2 separate regions of the Mus musculus genome follow, and region 2 is linked to region 1. The links are chromatin contacts, found by Hi-C or POLR2A ChIA-PET in ENCODE. All regions are on one chromosome and are shown on one strand. The core of a region is the stretch at or near the end of the contact, and the rest is flanking DNA. Distances in the headings are between cores, read along the strand shown.

The links. Hi-C counts contacts between places; a loop is a spot of excess contacts on that map. ChIA-PET counts read pairs that join two places held with the same protein, here RNA polymerase II (POLR2A).
Region 2: a map of heart shows a loop between it and region 1 (2.1-fold over the local background). The contact joins two enhancer-like sites. A Hi-C loop is called at or near these places in 2 of 37 maps with a recorded cell type or tissue (gastrocnemius and heart). POLR2A ChIA-PET finds 5 or more read pairs at or near these places in 1 of 5 experiments (embryonic stem cell).

Annotation. Positions count from the first base shown.
Region 1 is chr15:96,795,846-96,801,382 of GRCm38, forward strand. No RefSeq gene overlaps it. Among named protein-coding and RNA genes, the nearest start is that of Gm32564, 20 kb to the right of the region's middle. Within about 2 kb of position 3,714, at least 2 of the 3 ENCODE cell types and tissues checked have a DNase peak (open chromatin) inside an H3K27ac peak, as active enhancers do; they include gastrocnemius, where a contact is called at or near this core.
Region 2 is chr15:96,843,064-96,849,281 of GRCm38, forward strand. Gm32677 (a long non-coding RNA gene) reads left to right here. Exons shown (of 3, transcript XR_384401.2): 3 at 495-888. Among named protein-coding and RNA genes, the nearest start is that of Gm32677, 7.6 kb to the left of the region's middle. Within about 2 kb of position 2,457, at least 1 of the 3 ENCODE cell types and tissues checked has a DNase peak (open chromatin) inside an H3K27ac peak, as active enhancers do; it is gastrocnemius, where a contact is called at or near this core.

The DNA of each region.
Region 1 (5,537 bases), core at 2,464-4,963:
CTAAGTTCTGCCCCTCTCGGGAGACAGTAGAGCTGAGCAGAGATGATATCAGACAATGAGGCCAGCCGGTTCACTGTGCAACTGGAGAAAAGGACTGAATTGCCTTTGTTGCTTTATTTGAAGGAACTTGGGAAAGGGGGCAGGAGTTGAGCTAAGAAAAGTCTGAGGGACAACTCCTTTGCGGTGTCATTTGTGGCTCCCAAGTCTGGGTCTGGCTACCTTGGCTCACAGAAGTGGTGGCAGACTGGGATTGGTTCCTGAGCTTCTTTAAAGATCTGACTTGGTCACATCATGATGACTAATGCTTACTTCAATACCAGAGTCAGGAGATTTGCCTGTCAGCTCTGAAGACCGAAGTCTTCTCAGCATTGAGCTCTCTAGAGCACGAAAGCACCAGAAGTAACCGGAAGTCGGGTCAATGTGTGTGCTCCGTATTGATTTCTTCATGGATTTGAGGGTATCTAATCAGCCATATTCTTTGATCTTCAGCTCCTGCTGAATCCTTAATTAAGTTTATAATATACATTGACTACAGTGGGAGAAGAGACTTCCTGGCTGAGGGTTGACGTACTCTCTATTGCATTGCCAAGGGAGGACAAACTGTGCTGTCTGCCTTGGCAGACCTCTGTGGGGTACCTCAGAGACGGGCAGTGCATCTGTACATGCGCTCTTGTGTCTGGTTGTTTATCAGGGTGTTTGGGATGGACAGAAAGCTAGCTATGTGGAGGAGCCTTCGAAAGCCTCGGGAGCAGGACTCAGGCTGAGCACCCTGACTTCACAACCACAGTTAGACACTGATGGAGACGTCAGTATAATCTCGTGGAGACCTCCACCCACGGGTGAAGTATTTATTACATTCTTGCCAAATCACAAGCCATATTATTATCGTTTCTATTCAAATGAAATTTCAATTCAATTCTTTTCTTCTTTAGGAGTTCAATATCTTTTCTTGGTCTGATTTCTGTGAAAACAATTAAATCGCAATCACTTGAGACCTAGCGTATCCATTTTCAGATGTGCCATATGATATTTATATGGCTAGGTATGGTGCTTTTTAAATTCTATTTACCTGCTTTGGAAGAAGTTATTATGTCATAGGTTTAAACCTACTGTTGGGCGTCAGACCCCTTTGCCTGTGGTAATGCAGTCTCCAGGATCCGCTTTCTTTGCGGCTTTCATTAGCTCTGACGTTCTGCTGTCAGGAAAGATGATGACGTCTAACTGGCATCCAAAAGTCAGAGGTGGAGACTAGAAGCCTCCTTTTCCAGAGCCAGCCAGTCAATTGACGAAGAATAACCAAGTGCACACACAATGACTTCTCCATGGAGACAAGGCAGAAGACCATGACTGAAGAACCAATGGCTGGTAACATGAGGCCATCTGGTTGTGCAAGCAAGAAAAATAGGTTATGGGGTTCAAAGGGGATTGCTGTCTTGGGTTAAATTTAAAATAGAAGTTATTTGAGCCTCGGGATTCTGAGTTTCGCATCTTGAATAAGAGACCAGGCCAGCCTCTCTGTTTTTGAGGTCATGGATATTATATTATGTTATGTATGATGTTCTTAAGAGGAGGGCTAGAAGAAGAAGAAGCTATACAAAAGCCCAACCCCCTCACAAAGTTGCCTATTGTTGTAGCTTTGTCCTTACATAAAGTCACCTGTGTATCTAGAGAGGCCATCTTTAAGGATCAACAGTTGTCAGAGTCAACAATGACACTAGGAATCACTGAATTTAGAGGTCTTCCAACCTGGGTGTCTGTCAGAGTCTCCCACACTGTGTAAAAATATCTTTAGACGCACAGATTCTATTCTCAAGTCACCCGGGCCCTTACATCATTCTTGGTTTGCCGAGAAAGAGAGTGGCATTCAAAGGGTTAAAACACTGCTTCCCAACCCCCATCCCCAACTGTGTTACTCTCCAGCTTAATCTTTATTGGCTGTATGCCCAGGCAAAAGGAAAAAAAAACCATCATATTTGGGAGGCGTCCAAAGATAGTTTTATTTTAGTTTTTTATGACAGAAAAGGAAGGAAATATACAATCAAATTCAGACAAAATTCTATGAATACATTTGTGGGTAAGTTGAATAGAGAAGTTTGCAGCTATAATTTTGTGATAGATAAAGCTACAATTTCAGCTTGGTGGTGGTGGTGCACACCTTCAATGTCAGCACTTGGGAGGCAGAGGCAGATGAATCTTTGTGAGTTCAAGGCCAGCCTGGTCAGCAGAGCTAGTTTCAGGACAGTCAGGGCCACACAGAGAAACCCTGTCTCTAAAACCAAACAGACAAAAAAGCTGAACTCTCTCTTTAGCTGGGTGTGGTAATATAACCCTTTAATCCCAGTACTAGGGAGGCAGAGACAAGCAGATCTCTGAGCCTAGTCCACAAACTGAGTTCCAGGATAGCCAGGGCTACATAGAGAAACCTTTTCCCCACCCTCTTTCTTCCACAGGGTCTCATGTATCCCAGACAGGTCTTGAAACCACCCGGTCATTGAGGACAGATTTCAACCCCTTTCCATATCCCCTTGCTCTGACCTCCTAAGTGTTCAGATTACAGAAGTACTATACCCAGATTATGAAGTGCCAGGGATCAAATACAGGGCTTTGTGCTGAGCAAGCACTCTACCACTGAGCTAAACCACAAATCACCAGATCCCCACCTGACCCCCCCCCAAACAACAGCTATGCACTTTTTTTTTTCAAGACAGGGTTTCTCTGTGTAGCCCTGGCTGTCCTGGAACTCAGTCTGTAGACCAGGCTGGCCTTGACCTGCCTACTTCTGCCTCCATGGCAGGAGCCAATAAGGCCTGGCCAACTATGCAATTCCTACATTCTCATTTTTTGTCTATTAAGTTCTGAAATATGCTTATTTTATGGGTTTTCCACATCATGGCTGATAAAATGTTAGGCACAGAAATATGAATTATAGCACAACCCGAACATAGGTAAATCAGGCTTACAGTTTTAAAACTTTTTAAAAAAGATTTATTTATTTTATGTATGTGAGTACACTGTAGCTGTATAGATGGTTGTGAGCCTTCATGTGATTGTTGGGAATTGAATTTTTAGGACCTCTGCTCACTCGCTAGCTCTGGTCAACTCCGTTCACTCAGGCCCAAAGATTTAGTTATTATTATAATTAAGTACACTATAGCTAACTTCAGACGCACCAGAAAAGGGCATCAGATCTCATCATGGGTGGTTGTGAGACATCATGTGGTTGCTGGGAATTTAACTCAGGACCTTCGGAAGAGCAGCCAGTGCTCTTACCTGCTGAGCCATCTCGCCAGCCTCCAGGCTTACAGATCTATACGATGAAACAGAGAGAAATTGTGTCTGATGTAGCACAATAGGAAAAATTTATTACAATTATTAGGAAATGTAAAGATCTTGATATTTGAGTCAGTGTGGAGCCAACAGACTCATCCTCTACCCAGGATCCAGCATCCGAGGTCCTGCACTGTCTTCTTGTCCCTCTGACAATGATTGACACCATGTTTACACGCATGCTCAGGAGCATGCTCTCCCCTCTTACCAAACAGAACTTCCTTTTGGATAACGAGTCAGCATGCTGAGTGTCTATAGCCCAGGGAAGTGCTTCCTCGGTGGTGGAGATAGGGAACCTAGCTGCCAGGATAAATATCCACGGCCCAGTGTGGTTGCTCAAAGCGCTGGAGGAGAGAAATGTAAGACATGAAACTGCTTCCCCACCTCCCGAGCAGTCGGCTTTGTTGGACAGCAGGGCCGGCGTGCTCCTCAAAGCAGCTCGAGTAACGGTGGTCCTGTCTCACTGTTAGGTTGCTTGGCAATCACATTAGGCCTTGCCTCTACAGAACATGCCAGATCTCTCTGGAGACAAAGAGTTTCCCAAAGCTCTAAGACCAGTCTCAGGCCTGAGATTTTGACTGGTCTGAAGTTTGTCTCAGGGGCCGTTGTAGCTTTCTCTCGACTGGGAACAGAGGAAATGCTCCTCAGGTTTGGTGGAGGACAATTTAGAGAAATTTTGCTTTGTTTTAATTTTTCTGGTGCTATTATTGCAAGTCACTGAAACAAACAGATCCTTTTAATTTACATGGGAACTAAGCCACAGTCATACAACTGTGGTTTGTATGTCTGCTGCAGGAATGGCTTTGTTCTGTTTTCCAGGAAGCAGGGGCACCATGACCCTTGATTCTATGACCCTTAATTCTGTGACTCTTGGTTCTATGACCCTTTATTCTCCGACCCTTGACTCTATGATTCTAGGGTGTTGTTTCTGTCATAATAGAATATTAAGCATTATTGGTTAGCTACAGTTTATGCTCAGAGAAAAGTCTGCAGAGCTTACATGGTCTTCTTGATGTTTCATATACTATTGAGACAGCTTTGTGCTTATAGGAGTTGGTTTATTCTCATTTGGTCTGTTAGATAATGATGATAGTTTGAGTTTGTTATTAGCTGTTAAAAATTCATTATGTCCACATAGACCAGAGAATCTTCTTCTTCCTCTTGTTTCCAGGCATCTGATTTCTTTCCAAACCATTAGTCTCATATATACATATATATATATATACACACACACACACACACACACATATATATTTATTTATTTCTAAGTATATTGTATGCTCACAAGTATATGGATATATACATATTTGTGCATTTACAAATCCATTATGCAGATGGCTGCATGCTATCTAAATATGCTATTCTTCTCTGAATCTTGCCAGATGCTGGAGGTCTAAAGGCATAACTCAGCCTTAGCCTTCCACCAGGGCATTTAGTTTGTTTCCAATACTTAGCTGTTACAAGCAAAGCTGCATGTCACCCGTGAGAATGTATCACCAAATAAACACTGGGAGTCAGTTCCAGACCCAAATAAGTTCAGTGATGATTGTCAAATTGTCTTGGTTGGAGATGGATCAGCTCTTGCAGACGAAGGTCATTCAGACCCTCTCCAGGTCACTCCCACCTACCTGTAACTCTGCCTCTGAGGGGGGAGATTCAGACCTTTTCTGGTCTCCATGTGTTACAGGTACACATGTGAGCACAGAGCCACACACCTATACATATAATTAAATAAAATCAAATCCTCAAAAGATTTTGACCTTTGCCAATCAGATTGTTGAACGATGATCTCATTGCAGCTTAAATGTGGGTTTTAAAGAATTACGTACGGATGGCACAGTGCCTCTTTGGAGCTGTTAAAGGTTTTTCTTTTCTCGCCTTTTTCTTCTGACACTTTCACTGTTTCATGTTTTAATTTTTAATATTTACTTGATTTTATGTGTATGCATGTGTGCCTGAGCATACAAATGTACACTGTGTGCATGCAGGATCCTGTGGAGGTCAGAAGAGGCATTGAATCTCCTGGAACTGGGGTTACAGACAGTTGTCAACTGCCACATGGGTGCTGGGGACTGAGCTGGGCTCATGTTTCTCTTTTAGATGCCAATCAAATTGGGATATTTTGGGTGTGGGGAGTGGGGTAAGAGTCCACCGAGGGTTTTAAGGGTCTTCCACACACTTGTCAAGCTCTGTTTTGGGCAGCTCTGAGA
Region 2 (6,218 bases), core at 1,207-3,706, 46 kb after region 1:
GTTGGGTGTTCTTCAGCCATGCCTACGCATGCTTCCTCTTAGCCTCTTTCATGTCATGTGATAATAATCCTTCAGGCTCTCTTGAGGCGGGCAGTTAGGCCATCTCACTGGACTCTAGAGTCTTGCTCAGTGGGGCAGGCAAGTGAATCAGGAGCAAAGGAAGCCCAGGGAGGTGGAGTGTCCTTCCTGCAGGATCACACAGGTCACTGAAGAGAGAGCTAGGATTCAGTTGAGCCTTTCTGGGTACATCACTACCAAGTTCTCTTCCATAGTCTCTCCTCTGTCCCTGCTTCCTTGGACTGTGCGGGATTCTTCTTCTTTGGCTCATTTCCTGGTCTTCCTTAGCTTTCCAAAGGCAGGCATCATTTAAAGCAAGGGGACTCAAAGTTCACCAATAAACACAACTTCCTTAAGGAACTCAACAAGCCTCCATAGTTCTGAGCCCAACTTCATCTGCACTTCTTCTAACATTTTGATGGTGATGCATGTTACAGAGTTCAGCAATCAGCCTCCGGCACAGGCTTGTGGAGGAAGGACAACGAAGAAAGGAAAAGGAGACTCAGGCCCAGGAGCCACAGAACTGCAGAAGGATAGAACCACTGCCGTCCAAAGGCCGGCCAGAGGAACACTCACTAGAGAGATGACCAGGCCTCATACTGTCACACTGCTCCTCTACGATATCGTCAGGAGGACTCCTGAGAGGAATTTGACTTGATTTAGAAGCCAAAGAAGCCAGCTGTTGAGAGGCCAGCAGCTGCGCATTGAGTTTCTCAGAACTGTGTTCCACAGACTTCTTTGGTGTGCTGATTTGTGATGGTTCGGTGGCTGCAGGCTTTTAGGTTTTACCTCAGCAATAACAATGTATCCTGACTGAGAGTTGGGGCTATTTTATGGGATTAAAAAAACACCCCTTCTACAGAGCAGCCTGGTAGATTTCCTCTTAGGTCATTGTTGGAGTTGGGGAACAAGATGACTATCCCCCTCCTCCCCCCGGAATAAAAAGAATGACGTCTTCAAAACATCCACAGAGGAGATATAAATATTACCTCTGTCGGAGGAACCTGACAAGTTGGGACGAAGAACAAATGATAAATACGAGCTTTGTTTAAAATTTAATTAAGCTTCTAAGTTTCTGGCCTGTTCGGTGGTAAATATTGAATACATGCTAGTGGAAACAAATTCTGGAAGTTTATAGTTGGAAGATGAGTAACCCCAGCGTAGCAACAAGCACAGGGTTTGGATTTGATTGACTAAGGCTCTCTCACAAAAGATGGCTTCCTGTCCTGGTGGAGGCTGAATCTGATGCAAGCCACCAATCCTAGCCTTTTCTTTTTCCATGTGTCTACCATTGAACTTAGGATGAATCTAGGGACTGAGTGTTCCAAGGAAGCCTTCCAATGGGGGGGGGGGCAGGGAGGGCTGAGTACTTATGAGTGCTGTCAGATATTTCCCGCCAGCCCTTAGCAGCGTTCCCCCATGTTAAAGTTTTCTTATTATTTAGAAGTAACAGCTAAAGTAATCCTTCCGTCTCACTTCATTTGACGGTGCAATTTAAAAATACATTTCCCCAGGGGCAAAATATGCCTGATAAACAGAAAGAACTATCTTTTAAAAGGGGGATTTTAGTGCACAAACAGCTGTCTTCCATTTTTGGCATTAAAAGGGAGCAAATAAAATGACTAATCTCGCTAAGTATTAACAATAAAAGTGCTGACAAAATCTTAACTAATACACCTCACATCCTTAGTAACACTGTAATTATAGCTCTGGCTAAACCCACACGTGCAAGCACACACACACACACACACACACACACACACACACACACACACACACACACATCCAGAGTTCTCACAACACCCCCAGCACAAGCATTAAGCACACCTGTGGTCTCGCCCATGTGCACACACAAGCACGTGCTCCTAAGCGTGTTTTAGAGCATGTGTGATTACTGTCCACTCTTACTACTGCTTTCCTCCCCACAGATGGAGCATACTGACATGCTGACTCCCCACATGAGTCATTCAACTGCTCTGAAAAGGCCAGTACGGTTTTTAATAAAATGTCTTTATGTAACGCCAGTTACGGCAGATGATATCCTGAACCAATGATTATTGATAGATGCTGATCAGAACTGGGATTCAGTTACGCAGACTTGACTAAAGCATCGAGATGAATTTCTTTTATCATTTCCTCTACAGTGACCATGGCTTGGGGCTCATTATTAATGCAATAGGATCCTGACACGAGGTTGAGCCAGTGTGGCCCAAGATGCTGAGAAAATGAAGCTCTTCTGAGAGGTCACAGGCAAGCCGGCAGCAGAAGGCTCCGGGGCTCAGGGAAAGGGCTGACCCAAGAGAAAGGCTTTCTGAGTTCCTTTGGCCCAGACCCTTCCAGGTCTGGTTTTCCTCTCTGTTCTGGAATGGGAGGTGGACTTTTGCCTGTGAATTTCAGCCAAGTTTCATCCCCCAAGGGCACTGAAATCTGCAGAGAAACTAAACCAGTGCCAGTGAGAAGATTCAGCAGTTCAGCCAAGGATGCGCCAAGGAGCGCATCTGCAGGGACCCATGCGCTGGAGGCACTGGCTGTGGTTATAGCGAGGCATGCAGAGGCATCTGGAAGGAGGACTAGGTCTCGGGATGACTGTTAGCACCCAAAGTCTTCAAGTTTTGACAAACATCTCTACACGCTCATTGTAGGCAGGAAGGGTGGTTGACTGTATGACTCTCCGGTCTCACCTAGCTGTAATTGCCCTTTTCCCAAAACAATATGACTCAGAGGGTAGAGTGGATGGGACAGGTTCTATCTTCTGCTTTTTCCTGGGCGGTACCCACCTCACCTTAGCCAAGAGAATAAGCTATTTGGGTTATAGGTCAGTGCCCTTCTGCCAGAGAAAAAGGGTGATAGTGAGGCAGGGGGAGGGGGCAGGGGGAGGGGGCAGGGGGAGGGGACGGGGGAGGGGACAGGGGGAGGGGGCAGGCGCTGATGTTAAGGCAAGCAACAATAACAGATAGCATTCATTCAGATAGCATTCATTCCGTATTAGCTGAACAGCAGGTACTTTGCACACATTCTTTCTCTGAAAACCAGCCAGAGCATCCATTGAAAGAATTGTTGAAGGAGTAGATAACAGAACAAAGCTCGGGGAGATTAGCTCACCCAAGCGCACACACAGTTCCAAGTTCCAGTCTGACTCCAGGTCTGTCTCTGTCTGAAGTCCCTGACAGGAGTTTGAGTGACATTTGTCATTCTTCTAGATTGAGGCCTTAAAGATAATGGATAATAAGAAATAACATAGATAATAAGAAAGGATGCTGGTGATGATGGGTGGTGATGGCTCATCTCAGCATGTCAGAGGCAGGCAGATGTAGGCAGATTTCTGTGAGTTGAGGCCAGCCTGGTCTACAGATCCAGTTTCAGAAAAGTTGGGGCTATGCAGAGGAATTCTGTCTTGAAAAATCAAAAATTGAACTGAAGACAGAAATAAATCCACACCCCTACAGACACTTGAATTTTGACAAAGAAGCCAAAACCAGATGGTGGGATAAAGAAGGCATCCTCAACAAATGGCATTGGTTTAAATGGATGTCTGCATGCGGAAGAATGCAAATACATTCATATTTATCTCCCTGCACAACACTCAAGTCCAAAGGGATCACAGACTTCAACACAAAACCAGAAACACTTAATTAATCTGATAGAACAGAAACTGGGGAATATTCTTGAACTCGTTGGTTCAGGACACAACTTCTTGAACAGAGCACAATGGCTCAGGCACTAAGGTCAAAATTAATAAATGGGACCTCATGGAACTGAAAAGCTTCTCTAAGTCAAAGGACACTGTTGTTGGGACAAATCAACAGCCTACAGATTGGGGAAAAGATCTTCACTACATCCAGTGGAGACCTAATATCCAAAATATATAAAGAACTCAAGAAACTAGGCACTAACATCCAAATAACCCAAATTTTAAAAATGGGGTACAGAGATAAACAGAATTCTCAACAGAGGAATCTTGAGTGGCGGACAAACACTTAAAGAAATGTCCCCAAACCAAACCAAGGCAAATCAAACAAAAAACAAAAAAACTGAAAACAATCAAAAAGAAAAAAAAAACAAAAAGAAAGAAAGAAAGGAAAGAAATTTGGCTCAGGAATTGAAGACAGAGAGAAAACAACTCACGGTGTCCGCTAAAATAGGAAAGGAAAGGTGCGAGATGGACAGCCACCAACAAGGTGTGGCCGGAATACATCCACCAAATGGAAAGGTTCAGTCACCTGCATTGCCTGGGCAGAGGAGGAAAAGATAGAACAGGTTAGACCCTCTGCTAAGAGAAGATAGAGCAGGTTAGACCCTCTGCTAAGGGGAGATAGAGCAGGTTAGACCCTCTGCTAAGGGAAGATAGAGCAGGTTAGACCCTCTGCTAAGGGAAGAATAAAATCTAGTTGGAAGATGGGAAAGGGGGAAAAAAACCAAAAAACCAAACAGACAAACAAACAACAACAACCCATCTACGTTCCCCAGGATTACTCGAACTCCAAAGGGAGCTCTGAAGAGTTCAGAATGGGAATGAGATGTCCCTTGAGCATTTGGTCACGTGTTGTGTCCCCTGTCCCAAACCCTATCTCCTACCTCAACCTTCCAACTCCCCTTCAACCCCCTCCCACACAAACCAAAAGCAATGCACTTATCAGCACCAACATTGCTGAAAGTGCTAACAAGATAGTTCTCCCACCCATCCCTGGCCCATCCTATTAACAGCAGACCTGTGGAGACAGGCAAGTTCAATGTTATGTGCCTGGCACTCAGGGGCTTCTGAGATGGAACCTCTTCTGTTTGGGGCATTTGTGATTTTTATAGAAATAATTGTATTGAGAAAAATTTGTGGAGACTTACCAGTATTCTGCTGCTTAGGTGAGAAACTCCCTGAATTTCTCTATTTATATTATGTATGAGAAATTGGACTGTGAGCCTCTCCATCTGAATACAGTAAGCAACTTGGGGATGACGCTTTCATAATAAAGAATAATATCTTATTTCAGAGGATGTCCACAGATTTTTCAATACTTTGGATAATTTTATAGGGGAGTGGTAGATCTAGGAACATAATCACTACACAAGTGAGATTAGCCAACACTTAGAACTGTTGGATCATTAAAAAACAAAACAAAACAAAAACAAAAGCAAAACAAAAACCTATATATTTCTCTTTTACATGTATGGGTGTTTTGCCTGCATGCAAGTCTGTGTACCATGGGCATGCAGTACCCCCAGAAGCCAGGAGAGGGCACTGGATAGGCTGGAACTGTAATTGCAGATGGTTGTGAGTCCGATGTGGCTACTGAGAATCCAATACAACTCATGTGGAACAGCAGCTAGCACTCATAACTGATGAGCCATCTCTTGAGACCCCCGGAAGTTTTGATTTGCATATCTCTGTTGGCTACCTTGGATATTCCTTGGCTAACCAATTCCTTGTGCATTCCTATCTTTCTGTCTAAATTTTTATTCAATTTTTACCACCCCTCCCCTTGATTTGTAAGAACATTTTACTTATGTAGACACTCATCAGTTGTCAGTTTTTCATTTTGCTAATGTCTATTCTCCTTCTGGTACCTGTATTTTTACTGTTTTTAGTGACACATTTAGGACATTTCCAGTTTCATGTCATCTTGCTTAGCAATATTTTCTGGCATACTGATTAAAAAACTACCTTTACCCCAAAGTTATAGTGATATTTTCCTGTATTTCCTTCTGAAAATGTAAAATTGTATTTCCCTCAGTAGGTATTTAACCTAACAGCCGCCTCGCCCCCACCAGTTTCTGCACTCATATCCAGAAACCTCTTCTCCCCCATGTTGTATGACATACAGAGTCTGTCCTGGTCAAAGCCACAGCTCATTTATCTCCAAGAAGAAAAGAATCACATGATTATGTCAGTTGGCACAGGAAGGGCATTTGGCAAAGTCACATCTATTCACCATGGAAGCTTGGGATAGTAAGAAAACTTGTAAAAGTCTACATCTGGGCTGGAGAGACAGCTCAGTGGGTAAAGATTGAGCTTGCTACATAAGGAAGGGCCCAAATGTGGATCCGCAGCTCCCAGGTGAAAAGCCAGGTGTGGAGGAGGCATGCACCTGTAAATGCACCTGTAGCTCCTGGCACTGAGAGGTGGGGACAAGCATGCCCCTGGGCTTCAGGGCTAAACTGGTGAACTA